2 separate regions of the Mus musculus genome follow, and region 2 is linked to region 1. Evidence: chromatin loops called from intact Hi-C (ENCODE). Cell type or tissue: gastrocnemius. All regions are shown on one strand. Each heading gives the region's core, and the rest is flanking DNA. Links, peaks and the distances in the headings are about the cores only.

Evidence for each region. A loop is a pair of places that touch in the nucleus more often than their neighbours do. Peaks named below come from ENCODE experiments on the same cell type or tissue, not always from the same donor. Only the 100,000 strongest peaks of a DNase experiment are listed, where the experiment ranks them.
Region 2: a loop joins it to region 1, with 5 times the contacts of the local background. A loop is called at or near these places in 8 of 42 quality-filtered maps.

The regions. Positions count from the first base shown.
Region 1 is chr19:53,720,304-53,730,759 of GRCm38, reverse strand. All of the region lies in intron 1 of Rbm20 (RNA binding motif protein 20), which reads right to left. Among named protein-coding and RNA genes, the nearest start is that of Gm30943, 29 kb to the left of the region's middle. In gastrocnemius, for the core only: a CTCF peak has its summit at 4,146 (motif pointing right); no DNase peak of the experiment used is centred there; H3K4me3 peaks cover 2,732 bases; H3K27ac peaks cover 4,469 bases.
Region 2 is chr19:53,671,718-53,682,173 of GRCm38, reverse strand. It overlaps Rbm20 (RNA binding motif protein 20), which reads right to left and starts at 4,868. Exons shown (of 14, transcript NM_001170847.1): 1 at 4,582-4,868. The coding sequence starts at 4,766. It overlaps Gm46653 (a long non-coding RNA gene), which reads left to right and starts at 6,403. Exons shown (of 2, transcript XR_001782674.2): 1 at 6,403-6,683; 2 at 8,069-8,996. In gastrocnemius, for the core only: no CTCF peak of the experiment used is centred there; DNase peaks (open chromatin) are centred at 4,915 and 5,253; H3K4me3 peaks cover 3,697 bases; H3K27ac peaks cover 4,011 bases.

The DNA.
Region 1 (10,456 bases), core at 2,081-7,080:
AATCCACAGACTGCCAGTTTTCTGATGGCAGCTAAACACATCTTCATGTTAATCCATTCAGCTCCCCCATAGTGGACTCTGAAGAATCATTTTATAGTTGCTAATGTCCACCTAACTTGCCCGAGGCAGACACTTGCATGAAACCTACTGTTCCTATCCGGTTCTTATCTACAGGGGAGACTTGGGGGTGGGGGAGTGTAGCTCCTGTAAACCTAGACAAGCTTGTCACCTGGAGTCTGGTGTTGATGACCCACCATGAACCAGATAAACCCAGTAAGGTAGGAGAAAAGAAGAAGGAACAAAATGGGTGGAGGGGTCAGAAGGGGAAGAGGAACGGGAAGCGGGTGTTTTTTAAATGTGCCTTTTGAAAAGAGAGGCCCTCCTGCTTTTCCGAATCCCACATTCTGCACCAGAAGCCACTGTGTGCTATATCTCCATCATCACTGGGCTCATCCGTGAGCCCCCCTGCCACATGGTGCATGGTGAAGGACCGATGGCTTCTTAGCATTGCCTGTGCATGACTTGGCTGGGCAAGACATATTTTGCATTAGCTTAGGTCCTGACATTCTATCATGTTCCCTGTCAAGACGCCAAGTCATTCTTGGAACCCTGCACACGGAGTGACATCTAACAGAACCCCAGCCGATGAGGTGGCTCTCTGCTGCCCCACCTGCAGGGCAGTGATCTGGCTGGCTGCTCTGCGAACAGAGGTTTACCAAGGAAAGGTCAGCAGCCTTGGCCAGCGTCTGCAGCGCTTTTGGAGGAGGCTGTGTTACAAGGCATGGTGGTGTTATTTGTAACCGAGTTGCTTTTAGCAATCAGTGTCACTGCGTCAGAAGCTAAAAGTGGGACGGAGCTAGGTGCCCAAGGCTCTCAATGGGGCATGGCAGAAGGCTGAGGGGAATGGCCATCAAAATGACACCTTCCTTTCCCAGCTCCGAGATGCCTTCGGTGACCCTTCCCCTGCCATCCCCTGACAGGGGTGCTCTGTCAGGCTGAAAGAGGAGAACTCTGGTGGCACCTTAGGTGACACTGTCTGGGATGCCTGTGGCCGGACAAGCGTGTGTCAGTGCCTTCCTCGTAGGGTATCAGCTCTCTTGTAGGGATACTAGGTTCTCGGGGACACGCGGGCTTCCCATCGGCCCCCTGTGGAGGGCACCTGGCAGGAAGGGGCTGGGACTCCTCTGACTCTGACTACCCTCCGCTGGCCTCCCCTGAAGCCTCCTTACTCCAGGTCCATGGCCTGTGATGACTGGGGCCTGCTGCATGCTCAGAGCTGTGTGGAGCATCAGGAAATGAATTTAAGAAATAAAAAGCAAGAGCTTCCCAGAGGCCACGCAATCTCTAGTTTAAAAAAAAAATAGACCTTTGGGGCTGGAGGTATGGCTCAGTGGTGAAGAGCACTAACTACTCTTTGACAGGACCCAGGTTCAATTCCCATCACCCTTCACAACAGTCTGAAACGCCAAGTCCTGGGGATCTGACGTTCTCTTCTGGTCTCGGTGGACACCAGGTATGGACACACATGCAGAAATACCTGATACGCATTTTGAAAACACAAAAATTGAAATTAAAAACGGAATTTTTTTTTTTTTGTCCTGCCATGTAAGTGGATGTGTGGCTTGGGATGGACTGGCGGTGTGGATGTGCCAATAGGAAGTCAAAGGTGTCATTTAGCGAGAGAGGCAGGGGCTGGTGAGCGGAAGCCTCCTAGGAGATGGGGTATGAGGCAAGGCTTGAGGAAAGGATCTGTGATGGTTGTAAGAACCCAGGTCAGCTCAGGGGCCAGGCCACGGGCAGCGTGGTGGCTCCGAGGGGTCAGAAGTGACTGACAGAGGAGGACTGTACCATACTCTGGCTGCGTGCACAGCAGCCTCATGAGCAATGCCCCAGCTCTCCTGTCTGTGAACAGCAGGCAGGTGCCTGCACTGCAGGGGGTGGGAGGGTCTGGCCTCATGTAGCTCAGGCTGGCACCAAACTCTGTAGGTAGCCAAGGGTGATCTTGAACTCCTGATCCTCCTGCCTCTACCTCCCAAAGGCTGTGATTACTGATGTCTACAACCACGTAAGGTTTCTGCAGTGCTGGGAATCAAATCTAGGGCCCAGCACATGCTAGGTATACATTCTATCAACCCAGCCGCATCCCCGGCCCCATGCCAGACAATCTGAATGTTTTATGAAACTCCCAATTTTTAAATGTTGGCCATGTTCTTTTTTAAAAATATACTTTGTGGGCCAAGGAAATCACATAAATGAAAGCCATACTCCATCTGCTGGCAAGCTTTGGCTCTGAGGATAAGAAAATTTGGGTTCAGAAAACCTATAGGTGGGGCTGGAGAGATGGCTCAGCGGTTATGAGCACTGATTGCTCTTCCCGAGGTCCTGAGTTAAATTCCCAGCAACCACATGGTGGCTCACAACCATCTGTAATGGGATCCGATGCCATCTTCTGCTGTGTCTGAAGACAGTGACAGTGTCCCCACATATATGAAATAAATATGGCCAGAGAGAGCGAGCCTGGGGGGTGGGGGTGGGGAGCCTATAGACTAAAAAGACTCCAGCAAAAGTAATTTATGGTTATGGAGGTGAGTGGAACCAGATGGCTGCAGACAGGAAGGTTTCACATTTGAACCTAACAGTGTTTGCAAGGGTGAAGACGTACGTAAACATTCCTCAAGATGGATACTGTATGCAGTATGAGTGTGACTCAGTGAAAAAAGGAAACAAGACAGGAAGAGATGGCTCAGCAGTCAAGGGCACTGGCTACTTTTCCATTCACAACACCCAAGGGCAGCTCACAGCCACCTCCAACTCCATGTCCTGAGGATCCAGTGCTCTTCTCTGACCTTCCTGGGCATCGGGAGATGAACAGGCATACACGCAGGCAAAACAGCTACATACATAAAATAATTTTTAAAGTAAACTAGAGAGCCCCACCTCTGTGGCTGAAGAAAGCACTTTAATTAATAAAGTCCTCTGTTCCCTTCTGTCGGCATCCTGCTGCCCCCCTGACTGCCCTCCAAGACACCGTCCAGGCTAAGCGCTTTCTCCTTGGAGCCTTTCCCAACCACCACCCCAGCCATGTGTGCCCTTGGCCCATCTAGATCCTCCCAGATGTAGCATTGTGAGCGCCTCTTTCTCTCTCAGCCACTCACAGGGTGACTCTCCCTGTATGCCTCCCTCAGAGCTCTAACCTTGGGGACAGGGTGCCCACAGCCCAGACCTACACAAGGCAGTCAGTCATTCAACACACACCTGAACGGCTCCTTGTGCAATCAGTAATTGAAGGATGCCTCTCGCCTTTCACCACACCTATTTCCCTAGAGGTGACTAAGCAAAGAATTTAGAAACCTGAGACTGGGCGTGGCCAAAGGAGGAGCTTAAGTTTGGTTGAAAAGGCCCACCTGCAGGGAATATTTATCAACTAAGTATTTTAAGTCTGACTGATTCTCCTGCAACCAGCTGCAGGACATCCCACAGATGATGAGCAGTAGGTGTGCATGCGTGTGCACACGTGTGTGCACGTGCATGATTCCTAGATTATTTCTCTGGCCCAAAATACTCCAAGTCAATGGTGCCCAAGCTTCAACAGGCATCAGAATCCCCAAAAGGCTTGTTGAAACATGCTTGGGCCCACCTTACAGACTGGGCAAGTACGTCGGGGAGAAGGGCCCTAGAGTTTGCCTTCCAACTACCTACCCCATGCCATAGCTGCTGCTGTTCCCAGGATCCGCTGTCAATGGCACTGGCCAGGCATGCGCATGCTCTGGAAGCACAGAGCATCACGGTGCAGTCGCCTTGGCACACTTGACAAACTCACTAGATCGTGCCCAGTGCACAGCCACATGAACGGTGCAGACAGACTTACAGCCAACAGTTGTACTCTCACCTTTGCTTACCAGAAAAGGAATTGCTACCTCTGAGTGCCCTTCACGGGATTTGCTGTTGAAGCAGAAAAACGACACCCACTTTCGGTCACTCCCCAACAGTCACATGGTCTCAGGTTCAAACACATGACTCTGAGAGTAAAGATTTTTAAATCCCTGTCCATCCGTGAACTTGTCCACTTCTCCATACGGCTCTGGTTAAATGGGCCATTAGCTGGGTTCTTCCTTTAATAGATTCCCCTACTTCCTTCAACCACAAGAGGTCTCCATTATGGGTTCCAGCCTCTGTACTAGGTCGGGGGCTAGTGAACTTTCTCAGCGACTAAGCCAGCCAAAGGGTCTCTCTAGCAGCGTCAGAGGGTGGAGGCAGCCTTCCAGCAGACAGGCTAGCACGCTGCTCTGAAATAGCAGCCCTCGCTGTCCCTGGCAGGAGGTGCACTCTGACGTATTCAGTTACGAGCGAATGCCTGGACATTAAATCTAAATGGCCCATGGTATGGAATGCCCGGGCAGTGTGCGCTTGGATTATTTATGCCTCCGCACCTGTGGAGGCTGAGATCTAATTATTTATTTCATGCTAAGTTTCCAACCTTGCTGCAGAGCAAGAGAGCATGTGAGTCAAACTACAGGCAACTATGGGACATCACTCAGCAGGAGTCAGAAAACTTAAGGACTTCAGTACCCAGGATGCCACCTTTCTTCTTGCTGTCTAAGGATGTCCTAATGAAATTCAATCCTGTGTGGAGAAGTTTTAAAACCCTTGAAATAACAACACCTGAAAGACCACATCTGTGATCTTTCCATTAGAGTGCAGCCCAGGAGGTGGAGGTACAAGGTCTGGACCACAGATGTCTGGTCTTTTTTTGGGGGGGAGATGGAAAGGGGGGCAAGGTTTCTCTATGTAACCCTGGCTGTACTGGATCTTGCTCTGTAAACCAGTCTGGCCTCGAACTCACAGAGATCCACAGTTCCTCTGCCTCCCAAGTGCTGAGAGCAAAAGCGCGTTGCCCCCACCACCTGGATATTTGCTGATCTTTCTTGGCGCACATCTGCCTTCCTGTGGAAGGCCAATGGCTCAGGGTGCTACTCCTTCCCAACATGGCTAACAGTGTGCTTCAAAATCATTACAACTCCCAAGTTAACCCCGTCAGCTTTTTGTGTGACTTCATAAGGCATGTTTTCCCACACTGAAATGCTTCCTTATGGTGAAAGTCAGTGCAAGGATGTCAATAAGCCCGTGGTTCAAAAACTACCATTTTAACCCAGTCTCTCACCCACTGATCACTTGAGTAGAGCTACTAAGAATTTAAACCTCTTCACTCCCCTCCTCTGCACAATTCCTTCCCTGAGTTAACTAGAGTCCAGCCTCCTGCTCTGGTAAGAGAGACGAATTCCTACTTCGTCTTAGATTCTTCTCTAGAGAGAGTGGTCAGTTTTCATATACAGTTTTAGAAAATTCCCAAGGCCCCGGCAAATATTTACCAACAGCTTCACTACGGCCCCCAAAAGAAGGTTATTTAAGCTCCCAACCTAAGGGCCATGCTAACCCAGCTAAGCAGCTGTACCCAAGGATGGATTGGCCTTAGTAATGGGAGCAGGGGGAACACGCTCCAACCTCAAATGGGATATCAGGACTATGTTCTTGGAGGATTAAGGTTCCTGCTTAGGTATGGTCTCGGTCCGTGGTTCTCCCAAAGTGCAAGATGTTGCGTGCTTTGTGTGAGACTATTCTAGATCATGGGAATCCCTATGATTACTGAAGAGCTTGTCTCATGACAGGGATACTCCATAAATACTGGCTACCATAAAACACCTGCCCGAGGACCAGCAGGAGGGGAACCCATGAATCTCCTCCCACACAGGTGCGTCTGCCCCGTCCTAACTCTCTGACCCAGTTACCGATGAGAAACTTGAGAAATTGAAACCTGAGCCAAATATATCACTGGTTCATTCTGTCGGACAGACTTAAGTAGGTTAAACACCACATGAAAACCAAGCCAGTTTACCAAACGTAAGGCTACCTATCCATCGACAACGACGGTTTACCAACAACTTCACGGGGGCCCTGTAATCTAAACTATGTCATTGGCATGTTAAAACAGTTCATATGTAGTCTAATAAATTCATATGCACTCTCTCATTTTAATATGGCAAGGACAGAATATATATCAATGATATATGTAGTTTGATAAATATATATAGTTTGACAAATTTACATATACTCTCCCATTTTAATATGGCAAGAATAGAATATATTAATGACAATATATGTAGTTTAATAAATTTATATGTGCATTCCCACTTCATATGACAAGAATATAATATATTAATGTTAATATATGTAAGCGAAATCTTCATATTCCTTGATATATTCTTGAGATAAATATGCCATTTAAAATGAGTATCATTCTTAGACAAGAAAGTAATTCAGTAAAACGAAGAAGAGTAGCTAACCTACCAACCCTGCAGTTTTAAAATGGTCGTGCTTGGGTCATGCTCAGTGGAAGAGCAGTTGCCTAGCATGTGCAAGGCCCTAAGTCCCATCACCAGCACTCAACAGGTAAATAATGTCAAAGGCCATGTCCATGCTCATGCTGGAGATGGGGAAAGTGCCTAGAAACACACAGTGCCATGGGAAGGCATAAACTAGGAAAGCACTATGACAGATAAGGCAATGGAATCAACTTTCTCCCAGTGAAAGGAGCCGTTTAGCTGGAGAGGCCCGCTGGTGTGTTCTACGGAGCTTTTTTTTTTTTTTTTTTTTTTTAAAGATTTATTTATTTATTATATGTAAGTACACTGTAGCTGTCTTCAGACACTCCAGAAGAGGACGTCAGATCTTGTTACGGATGGTTGTGAGCCACCATGTGGTTGCTGGGATTTGAACTCCTGACCTTTGGAAGAGCAGTCGGGTGCTCTTACCCACTGAGCCATCTCACCAGCCCCCTCTACGGAGCTTTTAAAGAACCCAAACCCTTCCTGAAGTGCTCTGCAAACCAGAAAAGGCTAGAGAAGCCCTTCCTGTTCTCTGAGGACAACAATCCTAATATTAAGATCAGAAAAGACACTAGGAGCCGGGCGTGGTGGCACACGCCTTTAATCCCAGCACTTGGGAGGCAGAGGCAGGTGGATTTCTGAGTTCGAGGCCAGCCTGGTCTACAGAGTGAGTTCCAGGACAGCCAGAGCTACACAGAGAAACCCTGTCTCGAAAAAACCAAAAAAAAAAAAAAAAAAAAAAAAAGAAAAGACACTAGGAGGAAAGAAAACTACACAGCAAACGGTCTTTGCGTACAAATGATGTAAAGACCATCACCAGAAGGCTTGGAGACAGAACTTGACAATGTAGTAAGGACGTGCACCCCATGTCCGTCCTGGTTCATATCAACTGTCAGCTTAGCAGGATATAGAGTCACCTTGAAAACCAATCTCTGCACGTGTCTGCAGGTTTACTGGGTTACAGAAACTGAAGTTGGAAGACCCTAACTGTGCAGCACCCTTCCCAGGCTGGGTGCCGTGTGACCACATGACCTCTGGTTTCTGACACCAGGTCATCCTGACTGTGACAGACTTTGTCCCTTCACACTATGTCAAAACAAACCCTTCTTCCCTCCCCTGGGTTGCTTCTTTTCAGGAATTCTGTTACAGCAACATGACAAATGAAACTTAGTCCCCAAATGCAAGGGTGGGCCAAGATTTTAGAAATCAATAAATGGAACCACAGTACATTAACAACACAAGGAGAGTAACACAGTCATTCGCTCGATGCATGAAGAAGTATGTGGCAACACTCCAACCCCTGTTCACGATTAAAAATGAAAACTCAATACACTGGGATAGAATGAACCTTCTCAACAGAATAAATGTCTATGAGAAGCCCAAGGCTAATGCATACCTAACATCAAAGACTTAAAAGATTTAAAGACAACCAAGATTGAAACACTTTTCCCCAGTGTCAGGAGCAAAGCAAGGATGCCATCTCTACTGCATTTGGCTAGAGATTCTAACCAAAGGAATGAGGCAAGAAAAGAAAAACCATTTAAATTGAAATTTAAGAAGTAAATTTTTTCTCACAGATGATATGATGTTACATGTAAGGAGATTTAAATGTATTTCTTTGTGTGTCTGTCTGTCTGTCTGCCTCTGCTACCTCCCTTCTGTCCTTTCTGAACTTTTATAGTTAATAAACAAATAGTCATGTTGTAAAACATAAAATATTTTTTATTCAATGTAATCTTATCAAAATGGAATTCTTTCAAAAGTAGGAAAAAATATCCCCAAATTCACACAGGCTCTCAAAAGACAAATAGCAAAAATAATCTCCAAAAATAAGGACAAGGCTGGAAAGCCCACACTGCCCGATTTTGAAATTATCTACAAGTTGCAGTAACCAGAGGTGGCATACTGGCATAAAGACAAACATAAACACCAATAGACTAGAACACACAGCCCATAAAAGGAAACGCATGCTCACACGGTTAATTAATTTTCAACAAGTGTCTCAAAAAGACCATTCGATGAGAAAAGAAAAGTCTTGTTGATGAATCATACTGGAAAATCTGTAAGGTCAGAGAGATGGCTCGGCAGCTAAGAACACTGGCTGCTCTTTCAGAGGACCCAGCTTCCATTCCCAGCACCCACATGATGGCTCACAACTATCTGTAACTTCAGTTTCAGGGGATCCAACACCTTCTCTGGCCTCTACAGATTCCAGGTACACACATGGCACATGTATATATGTGTAGGCAAAACACCCAAACACAGAACAAAGAGAAAAAAGAAAATTTGGATACCCACATGCAAACAAATGGACCATTACTTTATACACTATACAAGAACACATACATGTGGGCCCAGAGAGATGGCTCAGCAGTGAAGCCTGCTTTCTGCTCTTCCAGAGAACCTGAGTACAGTTCTCAGTACCCACGTCTGGCAGCTTGTAACTGACTCAAGTCCGGCTCCAGGGCATCCCACACCCTCTTCTAACATCCTGCAAACATGACATTGCCTCACACAGACACATAAACAAATAGAAATAAATATCAAAAGCCTAAACCACAGAACTGAGTTGTGTGAGAAGGAATAGTGCCAGGTCTCTGACATATGGCCCTAGAGTGCAAGGCAAAGGAAGACACCGGTAAATAGAACACCCTCAAGATAAAAACTAGTCTGCAGCAAAGAACATCATCAAGACAGTGAAAGGAGGGGCCAGAGAGATGTCTCAGCGGTTAAGAGCACTGACTGCTCCTCCGAAGGTACTGAGTTCAAATCCAGCAACCACATGGTGGCTCACAACCATCTGTAATGAGATCTGACTCCCTCTTCTGGAATGTCTGAAGGCAGCTACAATGTACTTACAGATGATAAATAAGTAAATCTTAAAAAGACAGTGAAAGGATAATCCCTAGACTGGGAGGAAATACATACAAACCACATCTATCTGATAATGGGTACACCTCCAGGATAGACCAAAGAAATCCTACAACTCAGCAATTTAAAAACAACCAAATCCAAAAGTAGGCAAAGGTCATGACAGGCATCTCTCCAAAGATACACGAGAGGCATTTAATGAAACATGTTAAAAGGTGCTCATTGTCATTAGCTGTTAGAGCAATGCAAACCAAAGCCGCTGTTGTCGCTTCACACCCACCATGGTGGCTGCTGTCACAGTGTTGACACTTCACACCCATGATGATGGCCACTGAACTTCATAGAGTTGCTTTCTTTGGTGCTGTGATAGGACACCTGATGAGCAATTTCAGGGAGGAAGGGTTTCTGTGGGCTCGTGGTTTAAAGGGACACAGTCCATCGTGGTCCGGAAGGCACAGTGGCAAGCAGGCTTTATGGCCACAGAGTATGCAGTTGAGACTCCTCTCAGTAGAACAGGAAGCAGAGACAGGACGAGAAGTGAGGTCAGGGGGTAGGGGTCCTGGCTAAAACCTCAAGGCCTGTCGTTTAGCAATCCGGTTCTAGTCAGGTCCTGCCTCCCAAAGATCCCACAAATTTCCCAAAATAGCATCAGTAGATGAGAACTAAATTGTCAAATGAGAGTCCTTGGGCAGGGGCGGGGTGGGGGTGGGGGTAATTCCATATTTAAACAGTTCTAGCTGTAACAAAAGCAAGCAAAGTAAGTACTTTTGGAGGAATTCGAGATTCAGGAAGTAGATGATCATCACACATTCAAGCCGGCCTGGAGACTCTGTCTCAAAAAAAAAAAGCAAAACACAAGTCATGTGTAGGAAGAGCCATCAGAGGAACAGCTCATTTCTCAGTGGAGATTTTGAAAGCCAGAATCTTTCTTATTTCAAACCACAGGCATCTCTCCTGGAGGTCCAGGGCTGCACCAATGTAAGCCCGTCTCCAGGAAACCTCACAGAGAATCAATCCCACCAGGTCAGTCTTCAAACAGCCTTTCCTTTCAACTCAAACTTTACTGCCAAATTATCCCCTTCAAAAGTGAACACAAAGACTGCCCTCCCTCCGCGCTCTCTGGACTTGCGCACTACAGATAAGGCCCAGTAGCCAGAATCAAAGGGCTCCCAAAGAAAATAAGCTTCAGATTTTTAATATGT
Region 2 (10,456 bases), core at 2,236-7,235, 49 kb after region 1:
CTGCCCAGTTTAATTTCTATCTCTTGGTGACATCCCGTGGGTTCCCAGCATTTTTTTTTTTTTTTGCATTTTTGTTTATCAAAGTTGGGCATTTCGATTACAATGTTTGCCTGAGGATTGGCCACGTGGGCAGGGGGAAAAAGGAAATCACTTTAACTGCCAGCAAGAACCTTACAGTCGCAAGAAAAATATATCAGAGCAGGGGTGGGGTGGAGGGTGGGTAATGGGAGTCATTTGCCACGTGGGTTAAGAATCCCCAACCCCAGACTATGAGGGCAGGCAAAAAGATCTCAGCCCACCAGAGTTCACATCCAGGTAACAGATGCCCCTGCCAAGAAATCGAAGAAATCGTTAGTCACAAACTTCCAAGGTGATAGCAAATGAAGAAGTAGATAGAAGAAAAGGCCAAAGCAAGTTTTCTCCTTTCCGCCAGCACAGGCATTTGAGCCGTCACTGTGTGCCATGTGGGCAGTCATTTACTGTGACTAAAGGGAACAATGTTCTACATTTCATAATACTGATCTTTCAGGCAATTTGAGAAAAACTCAAAACTGCACCGCTATCCTTATTATCCAGAAACACTTACAGGGGAAAGAGGAGCTTTCGAGTAAAATTTCATTTAAAAAAAAAATGGCTTTCAGGGGCTTTCTGGAGAAGCAGATACTTCAGAGCTTTAACAAGGACCCGTTTCTTTCTCCCCTGCTCGGGCTAACTTAATCCTCGCAGATGTTTTCCCTGCCAAATACTTGTCTTGCGTGTAGTCTAAGATGGTGTTTAAAATTTCCAAAATTCCTTCTACAAATGTATTCCTATTCCCCTGGAAAATGGGCTCAAATTGATATTAGGAACTGACACAGATGTTAGAGACTCCATCTGCTTTCCAGAAAAGTACGAAACGTGTCTGTGAAATAATGTCTCTTTTTGGCGAATACTTAATTCCTCCCCCTAATTGTCTATAGACTCATTAGCATGCCCATCAAGTTGATGGATATCACATAACCCCTAACCATTACATGGAGAGCGCTCTGAATGGAGGCAGTCTGTTAGATTATCTGCTATTGGAGAGGCTACTTGTAACATTTTCTACTCTAAGTACTTAGCCTTCGGGCACAGAGAACAAACTGACTAACACTAAGCAAACACTTAAGTAGAACTCAAAGCTGGACTTGAGTCTTTAAGCCGCACTCCCATGCTGGGATGCTAGTTAACAATCACTAAACCAATTGGTTTTTATTTGCTTGTGAAAGTGATCTGGGAAGAAAGAAATTCATCCATACTTAAATATGCAACCTGATGCCTCACATTAATAAAAGCAATCCTACAGCAAGTCAAATAATTTAGAGAAATCATCTTTGTGATTTGCTTCATAAAGGTGTGTGTGTTTGGTTCTTTTCCTTGTACTTAGTGGTAGCTCTTGTAATCCCATCTGTCCATTGACATCCACCTTATACAATTGCAACTGTATCTTTATTCTGATAGTTTCGAAATTTATAATCTAGAATTTAAATGCCTGTGGTACATCAATGTTTATAATGTCTTATAAATCAAAGATTGTATTCAAGGTTGAAGCACACAATTAAAACAAAATAATTTTGGAAACTAGCATCAATAGTTGAGAGTATAGGTCTTGATAAAGCATTTGCCAACAAAAACCAATGTTTTCTTCTGCTAATATGAAATATAAGTCCATGTCTTTTTTTAATCTTCAAATTATTTTGATTTATTAACTCATCTTTTCTTAAGGCACTTTTATATTTCATGTTTTGCAAAGGGCTTAGAAAGAGCCTTCTATGATACAAGGACAACTTCACTTTGGCCAGTTTGCAGAACACACATTTAAAACAAAACTTTCCCAAGACCCTAGTTATGTGATTGTAAACTGGCCGATGTTTCTTATGTCAGGGACAGACATAAGGGAGCCACAGGAGCTTGGCTGGCTCTCAACTCGTGTTAAGAACACAGAGAAAACCAAGAGCATACATACACCTGATCTGAACAGAAGGACCCTACAGATGAACTGGAGACACAACCGCCCAAGTGGTGAGACAGGCTGCAGTAAAACAAACACTCACTAAGTCCCGCGATTCATCATGGCACTGCAAGCGTTTGATCAGTTAAGCACAGCTCTAAGACTTCGTATAAAGCATGAAGACAAAGTCTGTTTCCATCTTCACCAATGACTTTACCAAAGTCATTGACCTCGATCGAAATGGAAAACCATTGCTAATCAGCCAACACAGACCTTAAAAGGTGAAAAGAGTCCTATAACCCCTCAATGCCACACCACCAAAAGATTGATGTCTCCATCATTTTCAAAGAGAGTAAAACTTAGGGATGACTTACTGACCTCACTGAACTAACTGCAAAAACTGAAGATTCACTTAGAAGGTTTAATATAGGTTTCAATTTAAAAAAAAAAAAATTTCCCCACAGCTTTAGATCACAAATGCCTCCAAATCCAAGGCCAGGCGATTCATTTGCGGCCAAAGGCAGGCAACCCCGCTACCTCTTCTCGAAGATGGCTGATGAAAACACTACCTCCTAACAACATAAAAATGGTCGCTCAGATTAAATTATGCAAACGTAGTTTCAAAATAGCCCGCTCAGGTTTCAGCGCATTACAGATGGGCCCGCAAAGCACTTTGCCGTGTTGAGCCTGGTTCCAGCGGAATTTCTGTGGCACAGAGGGAGACACAAACCCCAAATCTTCCTTATAAAGAAAAGCTCTGAAATACAAGAGCACGAACATCAAATCCCATGGGCACATCCACCCGCCTTACACATTGTCCTTGAACACAGGCCTATCGCCAGGCCATGGACACTTCTGCAGGACTCCATTCTGGCCTATATGCAGAAGGAGCCATCTTTGAAAGGGTCCCTCATGTCTTTTTAAAATAACATATTCCAGAGATGGAATTTTCCAAATAAGATAATAAATGTATAGTTTACATTATTAATTCTATGAAGAAACTAAAATGCATCTTAAATTATCCATTTTCACAAATTGAAATGTTTTTCCTACCTGGCAGTACTTTAAATAGCCATTTGTGAAGATTTCTTTTCTGGGAATAAGAAGTTCCTAGTTTTCTTCTACTTAAAACTGAGGGGAAACTCAGGCTAATTACTAAAAAACAAAGCGGTTTTGATAAATTTAACATGCGGGCTGATTTCAGTACACACATCACTGGTTCACAGAGAAAGATAATAGTTTCAAATTCACAACTGATCAATTTGAATGCTTTAGTAAAAAAGACTTTAGATGTAAGCAGTTTTTATCAGTTGACCTCTATTTACGTTGCGGATCGAAGTGAAACTTCAGGAGATATATAAAGTGTCAGTTCTCTTTAGGATTTGCTGGACCGCTTTACAAAGAGAGGAAAAAGGACCACCTTAGGAAACTTTTCACTTTTAAAAAGTTGCAAATTGCAAGTAGCTAAAAGTTATGTAAAATATCAAAGTTAAATAGGACTTTAGGAGTCAACCAGCCAACAGATAGGAAACCATTTTGTCCTGAAACGCGACACCCCCCCTCCCTGTTATTGATGGCAAATTTGAGTTTTCACTCTTTTCTATTAGATAACTCGCTTTTTAAAGCCATTCAGAGTTGACTACTATTTGCTTCCATTTCCTTTTCCATGTTTGCTTTTTTTTTCCTTAGTGCATCGTAGTGAGTTTACAGAATCCCCAAGATCAGAACAGCCAACAAAAAACCCCAGCTCCTCATGTGAGTTTTCCTGAGTTTACATGTTCCAATTAGACTTGTGGAAACACTCAAACTATTTTTCAGGACTTTGTCACAGGTGGACCAAGCCTGAAGCAAAATAAAGAGCCTTCGAACAATCCGACATTCTAGGCCTCAAACTGTCAAAACAATGCTTTTTAAGGAGCCGAGGGAGTAAAACACCAGCGGTTTACCTCTACGCTTCCCAGACGGGATAAGGGGCTTCCTGGGACCCCTGACCACCCCAGCTTACCAAACCAATGAAAAGAAGAACGGTGAGGTTCACCACGGTATCTAGGGGAAACCTTTTCTGCAGCTGAGAACTCCTTGCAAGGGCCATGTTGTAAACTGTTTGCGCGTTGTTTACAGGCCCTCAACTCCCTTTGTCCCAAATCTCTAGTTGACTCCACTAAAGGTAGTTTTGTTCTCAGTGGCGATTTATCACACACCCTTCACTAAGCGCTCACACTCACGCTTGACCCGTCATCGTCACCGTAATACATTCCAGTGGTCTCTAAGGATCAGAAGGATGAAAAAAATAGTCTCTGGGTCATTTCCCCCAACTTCGAGCTTATGAAGTTAAAACAGATCCAGTACCATCAGAAGAGAAAAGAGAACACATAAGAAAAGGCAAAAATTATGCCCCACCACCACCACCACCACACACTAATAACTTGACTGCGTTCTACCCAATATCACCAACAAGCCAGAATGACACCGACCCAGCTCAGAGCGCCAACAACACTTCAAACACAAGCGGGGCGGGCGAAGTTTAGCAAAGGATGGAAATGAAGCCACAAAAGAGGGCCCCTGGTGTGTGTCCCAGGCTCACCCCAGCCCCACTCCATTCTCCCTCTTACTTTTGGATGATCTGGGGCAGGCTGGCTTGAGGCTGAGGCGGTGGCGGTGGCGGCAGAGGCTGCATCCCTTGCTGGCCCTGGGGCACGGAGGGCCCCTGAACACCGGGCATAACGCAGGCATCTCTGTCGGGTTGCTCCGGACCGCTGGGATCCGCGTCCTGGCTCATGGCTACTGCCAGCACCATGCGCGGCGACACCGGCCCGGGCTCGCAGCGAAAGAGCGCGCGGGAGGGGCGGTCCCGGAACACAAGCGCTCACTGGCCGGGGTCCCTGTGCCCAGTCCCCTTGTCCTTCTCGGTGGCGTGGGGAGGAGACGAGAAGGGTGGGGAGGAGACAGTCCCCGCGGCGCCGCCTCCTCCACCTCCCGGCGCTCAAGCTGGAGAGGCTGCGGAGGGGGCGGGGGACAGGGACAGGAACAGGGGGCGTCCCCGGGGCCACGGAAGCCGCGAGACGCCCAGGAGCTGCTGCGCGCGGGGTGACCGGGACAACTGTGCCTGTCCACCCGAGGCACAGTGAGTAGCAGCCGCCACCCGCCACCGCGAGCCCTTCGGGGTGACCAGCCAGGCGCTCCTCAGCGCGACACCCTCGTGAGAGGGCGACACGCCGGCCCGCCCCGCAGCCGCCCTCCGCCGCCTTGTAGTTTCTTCCGGAGCTCACAGGCTGCCCGGCTCCGGCAGAGTCCCGAGGACATCGCCAGCGCGAAGTGCGCCCGGGGCTTGGCATCCTCCTGCGGCTGGAGCCCAGCCAGCGCCTCTGGAAGGACCCGACACTGTCACATCCTTCCCTAGGTGGGTGGGACTGCGATCTCGGGGCCCAGATGATCAGGCCCCGGAGCTCACCACGCTGGTAGTTCCAGCTGTCGCTTCGGGGGTCCCAAAGGCGACGGACAGGGTAGCAGTGGATTCATTTCTTTGAATTTTCCCACGAGAGCAAAAGAAAACCAGGCACACGTTTCTTTCATATTTATTGGCAGCGTCTCTGGAAATTTAAAGGATAAGGAAGAGAGTTCACCGACTCTGTTAATTGCCCGGAGCCCACCTGCGCCGGACACCCGTGTGCACCGGGGTGGCAGCTGTGCGACGCACTTGTGAGGCTCTGAGGGCGGAGCAGCTGGAGACGGCGACAGGGGACACCTGCTCCCGCAGACCCTCCTGCACCTGAGCACCGGCCGGGGAGTGGCCGCCTCGTGCTCTCTCGGACTGTGCTGTTCCGTGGTGTTCCAGACACGGACGCCCGCGGCCAAATTCCTCTCTCGTGCGTTATAAGCCAGAGGGCAGCGAGCTGATCCCACAGCCTGAAGTCCTGCCTGCCTGCTTCACACACCAGAAAATTCTAAAGATGTCTCAAAACCTGACAACTGCTTGAACTCTCTGAAAGATACTTTTTGTCCCTCCTGACTCTTGTGTCAATTTCCCCTTGAAACTGCCTACTCTGCCACCCTACCTTAGAGAGCTTCTCTCTCTCTCTCTCTCTCTCTCTCTCTCTCTCTCTCTCTCTCTCTCTCTCTCATTGCCAATTAGAGTTACGATTATTTGTATTAAACATCACACACATCATTCACAATTCACACAAGTCTGACAAACAAACAAACAAACAAACAAACAAAACAGAACGTGTGGCGGCGGGTGGCACATGCCTTTAGTCCCAGCTCTTCACTAGAGAGGCAAAGGCAGGGGGATCTCTGTGAGTTGGAGACCAGCCTAATCTACAGAGCACCAGGACACCCGGGGAGACACAGAGAAAGACTGTCTCGAAAAAAAAAAAAAAAAGCAAAAATCTCTCAAGTAAACATGGCTTACTTGCTGGCCCCTCTCAGAAGCAGAACAGGGTGTCTGAAGACACGGGCAGTTTTCTGTGATCAATTTCTGTCACTAACTTCTCGAGTGTGGCTTCCACATACTCCATCTTACCCAGGCACACATACACACTCCCTTAACCCTGGAGGAAAACACCTAAAACTAACATTGAGACTCTCCCCAAAAAAGACAATGAATGAAGTCTTCCCAGATGTTGCCAGAGAACCGTCTAAAGCGTCTGGAGAGAGCTCTGTAGTCATGAGGCAGATCTGTTTACTGTCTGGACTGCAATGCACCAATGGAAAGGTATCCTCTCTGAGGGTTGGTTAGCAAATGTGACGGAATTAGGAATAATGAGGCCCTGGCTCCAAGTTCGAGGTGGGGGTGTTTCTTGCAGGCAGAAGGGCTGATTTTTACAAGTGGGATTCTACAGTTCAATAGTAGCCAACTTGAACAAGGTATTTTTAAAACTCCGAGGAAACTGAGTGGGTGGAAGGCACACTAGTGCTCTCATTAAAGACTTGGTAACATGAAATTCTATGGAGTTCTCTCCATGGGAATGGGTGGAAAAAGACTGAGGTGTGGGGGTGAGTTTTGAGTGTTCCTCCTGGGACAATACAGAGAGCAAAGGGAGACTGAGAATTCACTGGGCTTTGGAAATTTAAAATAAATAATAAAAGAAAATCTATGGTCCGCAGGCATTTTCCCCCAGAAATCCTATTTGCATGGCTATAACTTAATATTTGTCATTAGCAATGTGGAGGGTAGTGCTCTGGCAGAAACCTTAAGGTACTTGGATCCCCCAGAATGTTGCCTGGGACTGCAGTGAGCAACCATGTCTATTTTCCAAGTCAAACATTACATGCGTTAACCAGTTGGGGATGCAGTTACTTTTCCTCGATTTTTATCTAGGAGTGGCACAACACAGACACACACACACACACACACACACACACACACACATACACACACAGATAATTATCTAGGATCCAAACTGCCCTCCCATCCCCTAAGGGTGTGCTTCTCTAAGCAAATGTGAGAAAGGCTGAGTCACCCACTTCATTTCACAGTGGGGAGTCTGACGAAGGGGAGGGCTGGCAACAGCTCTTTGCTCCTCTCTGCAGGAGCATCCTGTCCCTCCTTGACCCACAAGGATCAGGCAGCGAGGCTTTTGTTGTGCGTGGACATTTCTCGGGAGGCGTGCCTTGCTTATCTTTAGACAGTAACCCCTGAGCTAGCTGGAATGATTGTATTTTACAACCAAGGAAACTGAGTCTCTCAGACAGCTATGAGAATGTTGCTCAAGGCCACCCAGCTTCTGAGGGACAGAGCAAGACCACTGCTAGGCCGGTCCATTTTCAAATCCTATCTGTCACCCTGTGAAGACACTGCCTGGATGATGGGTGTAGAGCTGAGAGCTCACTGCCTGATGAGGTTTCATCCTCCAGGGAATAAAAACCGGCACCTGTACTGTGATTCAATCCGCCACACCCACCTTCTGAGAGCCCTAGATTAGTAGGTGGTATCTAAATTGTAATGGGACCATTTAAAGAAACAAGCAACTTTGTTATTCCAGGGTCAGTCATTCTCAAACTTGCAGTGACACTGGGCCCCTGCCTTGTTTCATAAGCTGAATAATGAATTTACTGGCTTTCAGGCTCTGTGTTCTCATACCTGTTTATTTAATGCAGACAGAGAAGCCTGAAGAACGTGTCCAAGGTCAAGGTCGCTGGGATACTGAACTGCAGAGCTGGGGCTCAGCACCTTTTCTGTAACACTGCATCGCTCTTCTGTAACACTGTATCGCTGTTCTGTATCATTGTAACACTGTCCTCTACTCAAAGGGTCGCCTACCTTTCAGGCTGATGTGATCATTCCTCTGCCGAAGGGATCACTTCAGGTGTGCCGCCCTTCCCGGTGTGTACACCTCTAGATGGTAAAGTTCGGTGCTCTCAGAGCCGGTGAGGCTGGGAGACACAGACCTCCTTCTCTGCTGCAAGGAGAAGCGCAGACTGCTGCAGTTTCTGCATGGGAGCTGGAATTGTCTATTAACATTGCAACAAGGGTGTTGGGGAGGAAGCGGAAGGCACAGGGAAGGGCAGTGAGGAGGTGAGTATGGGCAAGGGGTGAAGATAGACAAGTATGAAAACGCTGTAGTCAAACCCATTGTGTTGTATACTAACTAAAAATATGTATTTTTGGATTTCAACACAGAAAACTGATTTGGCAGTTTCTCTCCTAGGAATATATATATATATCCCCAATCACAGCTGTACTTTCAAGGGAATTGACTAGTATTGTTCATAATAGCAAAAGCTAGACACAGCCAAGTGAGCAGTGGGAAACGGTGTGTAGAAAGAAGGTTCCTGCTCCTGACTGCGCAGCTCTCTACAGGGAGGTCTCTGCCGGCTCAGGAGAGATTTCCTGAAAGAAAGTGCTAGTCTCTCAAGAGAATTATGTCATGACTAAATGTCCTAAATAGAACATCTCTGGGGAAATTATACAAGCAAGTAATTATCAGCGGTGAGCACCTCTACAAATTGGGGCGAGGCAAGAACCTTTTCCTTGTGTGGTCTTTTATATTATTTAAACATTTGGAATAAAATTTACTGAAATGTATACAACTTGAATTTTCACTTTGCAACATTGCTTTTTTAATAGCAGTGAAATTTAACGATTTCACTGTTCAGCCATTAACAAAGTAAAGTCATTAATAAGATGGGTTTTTTTAAATTTATTTTTGTTTTTGTTTTTTGAGACAGGGTTTCTCTGTGTAGCCCTGGCTGTCCTGGAATTCACCCTGTAGACCAGGCTGGCCTTGAACTCAGAAATCTGCCTGCCTCTGCCTCCCAAGTGCTGGGAGTAAAGGTGTGCGCCACCACTGCCCGGCTTACTTATTTTTTTTAATTACATTTTTATTTATTGGTGGGGTGGTGATGCCACAGAGCACCTGTAGAAGCCAGAGGACAACTGTGAGAAGTCAGTATTCTTCCACTGTGTGGATCCCAGGTGACCTGAGTGCAGCAGGTGTGGCTGTAAATATCGTAATCTGCTGATCCATTTTGCCAGTCCAAGGATTTTTTTTTTTTAAGCAAAACAAAAAAGGGATTAACAGGAAAGAAGGAAAGACACTGGAGACTGTATAATACACTAGCAAAGTCATTAAAGACAGTTATAGAAGGAAAGCACAGATTTACCAGTAGTCATGTTCTTGCAATCTGAATCTAGTAGTCCTGTTATTCAGAATACATTTTACACATCTAGACCCAAATGTATTAACTTACCTGGACATTAATAGCAACTGTTACCATTTCTTTTTTTTAATATTTATTTATTTATTATATGTAAGTACACTGTAGCTGTCTTCAGACACACCAGAAAAGGGTGTCAGATCTCATTACAGATGGTTGTGAGCCACCATGTGGTTGCTGGGAATTGAACTCAGGACCTTCGGAAGAGCAGTCAGTGCTCTTCTTAACCACTGAGCCATCTCTCCAGCACCTACCATTTCTTGAATGCTTACCCTCCTTTAATTTTTACAACCACCTTACAAGCTAATGGCTGATTTTGCCGTTGTTTTAAACCCAGATTGGCAAGCACTCTACCAACTGAGCTGTATTTCCAACACAAATCATTTTTGTGCCCATTTTACAGATTAAAACAACAACCACCCAAGGCTTGATAAAGTCCAGCGACTTGGCTAACTGGGAAGGCAGTTCTCTGATCTTCTCAGAGTTGAGCTTTTATCTATTCTGCATAGTGTTCCCTGGTAAAATGGGAGCTAGAGATTTAGTTGGCCTCTCTCTGACTTCAGGGCCTGACCCTCTCTGCTGTCTGTGCCACCTCATCCTTGGCTTGCCTTCTCTCCATACTCCCTGGTTTCTCTTTTCCGGGCTCCCTGAGGTGGGCAGTATCTGCTTTCCAGTCTCTCCTCCCTGCCCTCCTGCAGATGTTTGTAAATGATCAAGAGTTCCATCCGGGTTCACAAAGAATCACCTCTCTGAAAGCAACCCAAAGAAACACACAGGAGAGACTGGCTGAAAGATGCTGTTTAAAAATAATGTGGTTACTCATGGGAC